3 separate regions of the Homo sapiens genome follow, and regions 1 and 3 are each linked to region 2. A link is a contact called in ENCODE Hi-C or POLR2A ChIA-PET data. All regions are on one chromosome and are shown on one strand. The core of a region is the stretch at or near the end of the contact, and the rest is flanking DNA. Distances in the headings are between cores, read along the strand shown. Region 1 overlaps HIP1 (huntingtin interacting protein 1). Region 2 has its middle 35 kb from the start of SRRM3. Region 3 holds the start of ZP3 (zona pellucida glycoprotein 3).

Region 1 (2,942 bases), core at 1-2,500, 500 kb before region 2:
GCAGGGAATGGGGAGCAAAAGGTGCTACAAGTGCTGTTAGGTCCTGATGTCATCTTGGGGGCAGCTACAGCAGAGTAACGCAGGCCTAAGTCCAAATGTGTGCCTTGGAGCCACTGGGGGAGGATGGGCAGTGGGAGGTGGTGAGAGGGATTTCTCTTTGGGAAAGGCTGGTGGTGAAGGGCAGGGAGTCACAGGAAGTTCCCCAAGAGTGTGGAAAAATCCAGAGGAGGCAATCAGGCTTTTAAGGATGGAGAAGATTTGCATATGGTGGGAGGCAGAAGGAACGGAGTGAAGAGGAAGCGCAATGGGAGAGAGATGGATGAGTGGACAGGGTCTCTGAGGAGGGGTGGACTGGAGAGTGGGTGCGTGAGTGAGCCACAAGGGGTGAAGGTGGAGGGGAGGGAGGAGGGGAAGGAGGGGGCGTAGCTGGCGATGTCATGGGGGATGAAATCAGAGATGATGAGGAGGCTCACACTGGAGGGTCTCCACTATTTTTGTTTGTTTGTTTGTTTGTTTGAGACAGGTTCTTGTTCTGTCACCCAGGATGGACCACAGTGGTGCGATCACAGCACATGGCAGCCTGGAACTCCTGGGCTCCAGTAACCCTCCCACCCCAGCCTCCCGAGTAGCTGGGAGTACAGACCTGCACCACCACGCCCAGCTATTTTATTTGGTAAAGATGAGGTCTTGCTATGTTGTCCTAGCTGGTCTCAAACTCCTGGTCTCAAGCAATCCTCCTACCTGGGACTCCCCCAGTGCTCAGACTACAAGTGTGAGCCACCATGCCTGGCTGGAAAGAGGCTTTTATTTATTTTATTTTATTAACTAATTTATTTTTGAGACAGCGTCTCGCTCTGTCGCCCAGGCTGGAGTGCAGTTGCGTGATCTCAGCTCACTGCAACCTCCCTCTCCCAGGTTCAAGTGACTCTCCTGCCTCAACTTCCCTAGAAGCTGGGATTACAGGCACACACTACCATGCCTGGCTAATTTCTGTATTTTTAGTAGAGACGGGATTTCACCATGTTGGTCAGTCTTGTCTCGAACTCCTGACCTCAAATGATCCATCCTCCTCAGCCTCCTGGAGTGAGCCACGGTGCCTGGCCTGGAAAGAGGTTTTTAAAGGTTAGAGGACACGAGGGCCTGTTTTTAAGCTGAGAGGAGGAATAATTATTGAAGATATGAAAGAGAATGGGGACAGGGACAGAGCAAGTTCTCAGAGGACACCAGCACAGGTGGCTAAGATCCGAGCTGCTTCCTGCAGCGTCACCACACCGGCGACCCATGCTGAGGCTTCCTCAATGAAAATCCCCACCTTTTTTCTACATGAACTGCTGCAAGCCACAGTTGCCCATCTGATATTTGCATGCCTGTGAGTTTCAGATGTAACTACAAGAATTTACACTTATCCTAATTACGTTTCATAAACTGTCTTTATGATCATCTGTTCTGGTACAACGACCAAGAAAACATTCAGTGGGTGGTTTGGCAAGTTCTGTTTTGAATCAGCTGTGCACCAGGTGTGTGCCAGGCCAGTAGGAAGATCCCGGACAGCGTCTTTGCTCTCCAGATGTCTGTAGTGTAAGTGGGAAGGAAAACTCAAAGACAGATCATTTAAACAAATATAATGTCCAGACCAGGAGGGGTGGCGTACACCTATAGTCCCAGCTACTCAGGAGGCTGAGGTGGGAGGATCGCTGGAACCTAGGCAGTCAAGGCTGCAGTGAGCTATGATTGCACCACTGCACTCCAGCCTGGGTGACAGAGTGTGTCATCCTGGCGGCACTGCTCCTACCCCTACAGCAGGCGAGGCGGACTGATGTAGGAGGCAGATGGTCAATTCAGGGTGTTTGCCAGGGGACAGGAGCAGATCTGAGTTTTTGATGCATCACTGACCTCTGTGCAGGGACAGCTCTGAGGATGGCCAGGGTGGAGACTGGGATCAGTGAAGAGGGTACTGCCAGTTCTGGGTGTACTAGATGAGTCCTGACCATGAGCAGTGAAAATAGGAAAGAGATGAGAGAACAGAGCCGCCAGGGAGTATTTAGGAGGTAAAACCCAGCAGGAGACGGGAATGGAAGGGAGTGGGAGGGGAGTGGAGTAGTGAGTGATAATTTGACTTCTAGTTTTCTGACTCAGCTAATCAGTAGAGCAACGGTCCTGCTAAGGCAAGATTACAGGGGATCAGAACACAGGGAGGTGTCAGCCTCTAGCAGGGGAACAGCTACCTTCCATTATTTTATGTATGTGTGTATATATATATATACACATATATGTGTATATATATATACACATATATGTGTATATATATACACATATATGTGTATATATATACACATATATGTGTATATATATACACATATATGTGTATATACACATATATGTGTATATACACACACATATACACACATATGTGCATACATACATGTATGCATATATGCACACACATGTGTGTACATACATACATGTATGTGTGTATATTTACATACATATATGTACATACATATATACACACATATACATATGTATATATACATATATTGTGTGTGTATACATACACATACTATATACACACATATATGTATACATACATATATACACACATATATGTATGTATATATGTATGTATATGTATACATACACATGCATATATATGTGTGTATGTATACGTATACATACATATATACACATACATATGTGTATGTATACGTATACATACATATATACACATACATATGTGTGTGTATACATATACATACATATATACACATACATATGTGTGTGTGTATACGTATACACACATATATACACATACATATATATGTATGTGTATGTATACGTATACATACATATATACACATACATATATATGTATGTGTATGTATACGTATACATACATATATATATGTATAGGGAGAGAGAGAGAGAGAGAGAGACAGGCAGAC
Region 2 (2,909 bases), core at 183-2,682:
GAGGTGCGAGCCTCCTGAAACGATGCAAGGTGCCTGGCCTAATTTTTATATTTTTAGTAGAGATGGGGTTTCACCATATTGGCCAGGCTGGTCTCGAGTTCCTGACTTCAAGTGATCGGAATGCCTCGGGCACACAAAATGTTGGAATTACAGGCGTGAGCCAACGCGCCCGGCCAGCCCTATTTATTTAAGCCTATACATTTTGCACTTGTTAAAAGTATTTGAACATACAATTACCATGTTTTCTTTAAGCGGTCCCTCCCTGTTGCACACTTGGATAGTTTATTTTTTTAGACAAGGTTTACTTCAGTCTCGCAGGATAGAGTGCTGTGATGGGATCATAGCTCATTGCAGCCTTGAACCTTGGGGTTCAAGTATCTGGGAAGCTGAGGAGGGACTACAGAGATGGAGTCGCGCCATGTTGCCCAGGCCGCTCTTTAACTCCTGGCCTGAAGGGATCCTTCCGCCTCGGCGGAGCCCGGACATAGTTTTCTAGTTTTGACCCACAGAAACACTGTGCTGGGTCGGAGTTTGTCAACTACCCTTCTCCAGCCAGCAACACACAGAACATGGCGGGGAAGTCACGGTCACCAGGCTCCAAACCGAGGAGAAAACAGCCCAGCTCCAGGCACTGTAGCGTCACTGTGACATCGCCGAAGGCCGGCGCTATTACGTCGCCGGAAGGCCCGCGCCTGTGACGTCAGCGGAGGCGCGCCCCTTCTGTAGAACCAATCGGAACTCGAGGCGCGGCGGCTGGGTATTCCAGGAGAGCGCATGCGCAGACGCGTGGCCACAGACTGCCGGTCAGTGTCAGTAGGCGGCGGGTTAGTGTCCGCAGGCTCCGACTCGGCCGCCGACACCAATAAGCTACAAGGACGAGCTTTACCACTGCCTGTACTACTGCTACCTGCGCGACTTCCCAGCCTGCGGCGTAGGGCGCAGCAAGGGCCTGACGCTGAGCGAGTAGGCGCTGCGCACCAAGCGGCTGTGGCCCGGAGGGCACTGTCGGGCAGAAGCTCCTCAGTGGCCACCACAAGCCCGCTAGCTCCGGCTACAGCCCTTGCCGCACACTCGCGTCACCTGAGCCTGTGTAGGTGCGCCCCCCCAACTCCTCCCCCAGCCAGGTCCCGGGGACACCGGCAGCGTCCCCCACCGCCCGGCGCCGCTCATTCTGGGCAGGATCGGCCCCGTCTGAGGCTACACCGCATTAGGGAGCTGCACCCCTCGGCTTGACCTCTCATGGCCTTTGCAACAACATCAAAGCCTTTGGAACTTTGTAGGGGGTACGAGGGGCTAGGAAACCAAGAAAACATCTCTTTAAAAATATAAGCGATCGGGCCGGGCACGGTGGCTCACGCCTTTAATCCCAGCACTTTGGGAGGCCGAGACAGGTGGATCACGAGGTCGGAAATTCAAGACCATCCTGGCCAGCATGGTGAATGCCGTCTATACTAAAAATAAAAAATTAGCCGGGCGTGGTGGCGGGCACATGTAATACCAGCTATTCGGGAGGCTGAGGCAGAGGCAGAGAATTGCTTGAACCCGGGGGGCGGCGGCTGCAGTGAGCCGAGATCGCGCCACTGCACTCCAGCCTGGGCGACAGACCGAGACTCCAACTAAAAAAAAAAAAATATATATATATATATATATATATATATATATATATTTGGAGCCCGGGAGGTTGAGGTTACCGTGAGCTGAGATTACGCCACTGCACTTCAGCCTGGGTGACAGAGGGAGACCATGTCTCTAAAAAAAATTACATGTGAGTGAGAGCTTTTCTTCCAGTGCTCATGCTCAGACTGAAGAAAGTAATTGGGCCGGCCTGGTAACTCACGCCCTTAATCCTAGCACTTTGGGAGGCCGAGGTGGGCAGATCCCTTGAGCTCAGGCGTTCCAGACTAGCTTGAGCAACATGGTGAAATTCGGTCTCTACAAAAATACAAAAAATTAGCTGGGCGTCGTGGTGGGCGCCTGTAGTCCCAGCTACTCAGGAGGCTGAGGCAGGAGAATGGTGTGAACCCGGGAGGCAGAGCTTGCAGTGAGCCGAGATCGCGCCATTGCACTCCAGCCTGGGCGACAGAGTGAGACTCCATCTCAAAAAAAAGAAAATGGAAACTTTTGCCAGTGATTCCCTTCCTTCAAACTAATGATAAGGAAATGACGCTGTTCTGTTTTGTTTTCTTTTTGCATGTTTTTTTTTCTTTTTTGAGAGAGGGTCTTGCTCTGTTGCCCAGGCTGGAGTGAGGTGGCGCAATCATGGCTCACTGCAGCCTCGACCTCCCAGACTCAAGCAATCCTTTCCCCAGCCTCCCAAGTAGCTGAGACTGCAGGTGTTTACTACCACAGTTGGCTAATTTTTGTATTTTTTGTAGAGACAGGGTTTCACCATGTTGCCCAGGGTGGTCTCAAACTCCTGGGCTCAGCTATCCTCTACCCTCGGCCTCCCAAAGTGCTGGGATTACAGGCGTGAGCCACTGTACCTGGCTGATGCTGTTCTTTTCAAATGCATATTTACTTTTTTTTTTTTTTTTTTTTTTTTTGAGATGGAGTCTCACTCTGTCTCCCCAGCTGGAGTGCAGTGGTGCAATCTTGGCTCACTGCAGCCTGGTCTTGAACTCCTGACCTCAGATGATCCACATGCCTTGGCATCCCAAATTGCTGGGATTACAGGTGTGATCCACCACACGTGACGATTTTGCTCATTTTAGATACTAGAACTTGTTAATTAAAAAAATATATATATTTTTTGAGCTGGAGTGCAGTGGCATGATCTCGGCTCACTGCCACCTCCGCCTCCTGGGTTCAAGTGATTCTCCTGCCTCAGCCTCTCGAGTAGCTGGGACTACAGGCACATGCCACCATGCCCAGCTAATTTTTGTATTTTTAGTAGAGACAGGGTTTCGCCA
Region 3 (2,741 bases), core at 228-2,727, 260 kb after region 2:
CCTTCCTGAGGTGGGACACTCCACAACCTTGGTTTGATATTTGAATCTCCTAAGGTCAGTTCCTGGGATTCTCTTAAGTAATAGGCATGTTTCCACATGATGATGTCAGTGAAATCGTGGTATGGGTCTGGTGATCACTGGGAATGCAGGAAAGAATGCAGTGGTTGGGCCAGGTGTGGTGGCTCATGTCTGTAATCCCAGCACTTTGGGAGACTGAGGTGGGCGGATCCCTTGTGGTGAGGAGCTGGGCATGGTGGAACAAGCCTGTAATCCCAGTTACTCGGGAGAGTAAGGCAGAAGAATTGCTTGAACCTGGGAGGCGGAGGCTGCAGTGAGCTGAGATTGCACCACTACACTCCAGCCTGGGCAACAGAGTGAGATTGTCTCAAAAAAAAAAAAGAATGCCCTGGTCGGGGTGAGCTGAAGCCAAGCCCCGCTTCTGCTGTGTCTCAGTATGAACTCCGGGGGATTCACCCAGGAATGAAGAACGCAGGGCCCCTTCTCCACCTCTCTTCACACAGCTGCCTCTGCCTGAACTGACCTACCCCCCGGCCTCCCATAAAATAAGGCAGAGACCCATGAAATTCCTCCTGTCTCCTAATTGATACCGCCTCCTTTTTCTCACACTTGGAATGAGCTCCTTATGTCTCAGATCTAATCCCCCTGACTCTTCAATCAAGGGCTTTCTCCTGTGTCCCCCACAGACCTGGGACAGCTCCCTTGCCGGGCTGCGAGCTTCCTAAGGGCAGGGCCAGCAGGGGATCGGAGGGAAGCTGTGATACATTGTGGTGCACCAGGCAGGCAGCACACTCTTTGCAAACTTTTACATGAATACACATGGGGATTTACAAGCTAAAAACTTTCAAGTGGGCTGGGGCGGGCGCGGTGGCTCACACCTGTCATCCCAGCACTTTGGGAGGCTGAGGCAGGAGGATCACTGGAGGTCAGGACTTCAAGACCAGCCTGCCCAACATAGTGAAACCCTGTCTCTACCAAAAATACAAAAATTAGCCAGGCGCGGTGGCGCATGCCTTCCTGTAATCCCAGCTATTTGGGAGTCTGAGGCAGGAGAATCACTTGAACCTGGCTGAGAAGTGGAGGATGCAGTGAAACGAGATCATACCACTGCACTCCAGCCTGGACAACAGAGTGAGACTCTGTCTCAAAACAAAACAAAACACAACAAAAACAAACAAACCACAAACACACACACACACAGCAAAAAAAAACTTTAATGTGGATACACGTGGGGGATTTCCAAGCTAAAAACCAAATTCTGCTGTGGTCATGCTGGGGTGAAGGCTGAGAGTTTGCAGTTCTAACAAGCTCCCAGGTGTTACTGATGCTTCTGGATGGAGACCACTTTATGCAACAAGGGCCCAGCTGGCTAGGGAAGGGAGGCAGCTGAGAAGCTGAGAGCCCAGGTGGCAGCAGCCAGCATCCCACGGGTATAAGATGGCCAGAGGCGGCTGCCTGCTGCTCTGCAGGTACCATGGAGCTGAGCTATAGGCTCTTCATCTGCCTCCTGCTCTGGGGTAGTACTGAGCTGTGCTACCCCCAACCCCTCTGGCTCTTGCAGGGTGGAGCCAGCCATCCTGAGACGTCCGTACAGCCCGTACTGGTGGAGTGTCAGGAGGCCACTCTGATGGTCATGGTCAGCAAAGACCTTTTTGGCACCGGGAAGCTCATCAGGGCTGCTGACCTCACCTTGGGCCCAGAGGCCTGTGAGCCTCTGGTCTCCATGGACACAGAAGATGTGGTCAGGTTTGAGGTTGGACTCCACGAGTGTGGCAACAGCATGCAGGTAAGAGAGGCTGGGGGCCCTGGCTTTGGTGGGAGGATGTTCGAGGCAGCCGGGTATGGGGACTGTGGCCACCATCGGTGGGAGGTGGGGTTGGGTGGATCCCTCTCACTTGTAGGTGGGGAGGTGGCCCAGTTGAGGCCTGAAGCTGGCACTGAGGTCACCGGACCCAGGGCAGCTCCTGCCTCTGATGCCCGACATTGGGTCGATGGGGTGGAGCCAGAGGTGGCCGTGCACTTCAGGCTGGCCCAAGCCACGCCACTCTCTCTCAGGTGGGTTTGTGACACACACAGGCCTGCGTGATAGGATAGCCCTGTGGGTAGCCTAAGGGGCTGTTTCTAAGGCTGGGGGCATTAGGAACTCATCCTGAAGAGACCCAAAGTATACATTATCTTAAAAACAACAAGTGGGCCGGGTGCAGTGGCTCATGCCTGTAGTCCCAGCACTATGGGAGGCCAAGACTGGAGGATCACTTGAGGCCAGGAGTTTGAGGCCAGCCTGGGCAACATAGTGAGACCCCATCTCTTAAGCCTTTAAAAAAACTAACTGGGGCCTGGTGTGGTGGCTCACGCCTGTAATTCCAGCACTTTGGGAGGCTGAGGAGTTTGAGACCAGCCTGGCCAACATGGTGAAACCCCATCTCTACTAATAATACAAAAATTAGCCAGGCATGGTGGTGCGTGTCTGTAATCCCAGCTACTCAGGAGGCTGAGGCAGGAGAATCGCTTGAACCCAGGAGGCAAAGGTTGCAGTGAGCTGAGATTGTGCCACTGCACTCCAGCCTAGGCAACAGAGCGAGACTCTGGCTCAAAAAAAAAAAAAAAATTCCACATAGATAAGTGGTATGGGGGCGGGGGCATCATAACCTTGGTGTTAAAGACCTTAAAAGCATCAGTGGGTCCCTGGGGGCAGCTCCAAGGGGGAGAGGCTTAACCTGTGG

Evidence for each region. A loop is a pair of places that touch in the nucleus more often than their neighbours do. ChIA-PET counts read pairs that join two places held with the same protein, here RNA polymerase II (POLR2A). Pooled maps may share reads with other maps.
Region 1: a pooled map shows a loop between it and region 2 (3-fold over the local background). The contact joins two enhancer-like sites. A Hi-C loop is called at or near these places in 1 of 50 pooled maps. POLR2A ChIA-PET finds 5 or more read pairs at or near these places in 3 of 52 experiments (GM10248, activated CD4-positive, alpha-beta T cell and activated CD8-positive, alpha-beta memory T cell).
Region 3: a loop to region 2 is called in a pooled map, with 6 times the contacts of the local background. The contact joins the promoter of ZP3 here to the enhancer-like site in region 2. A Hi-C loop is called at or near these places in 2 of 50 pooled maps. POLR2A ChIA-PET finds 5 or more read pairs at or near these places in 2 of 52 experiments (A673 and PC-9).

Annotation. Positions count from the first base shown.
Region 1 is chr7:75,661,686-75,664,627 of GRCh38, forward strand. The region is part of intron 1 of HIP1 (huntingtin interacting protein 1); the gene reads right to left. Among named protein-coding and RNA genes, the nearest start is that of HIP1, 76 kb to the right of the region's middle. Within about 2 kb of position 1,251, at least 4 of the 41 ENCODE cell types and tissues checked have a DNase peak (open chromatin) inside an H3K27ac peak, as active enhancers do.
Region 2 is chr7:76,165,924-76,168,832 of GRCh38, forward strand. No RefSeq gene overlaps it. Among named protein-coding and RNA genes, the nearest start is that of SRRM3, 35 kb to the right of the region's middle. Within about 2 kb of position 1,433, at least 2 of the 41 ENCODE cell types and tissues checked have a DNase peak (open chromatin) inside an H3K27ac peak, as active enhancers do.
Region 3 is chr7:76,423,473-76,426,213 of GRCh38, forward strand. It overlaps ZP3 (zona pellucida glycoprotein 3), which reads left to right and starts at 1,478. Exons shown (of 8, transcript NM_001110354.2): 1 at 1,478-1,804. The coding sequence starts at 1,493. RefSeq lists a silencer at 580-874.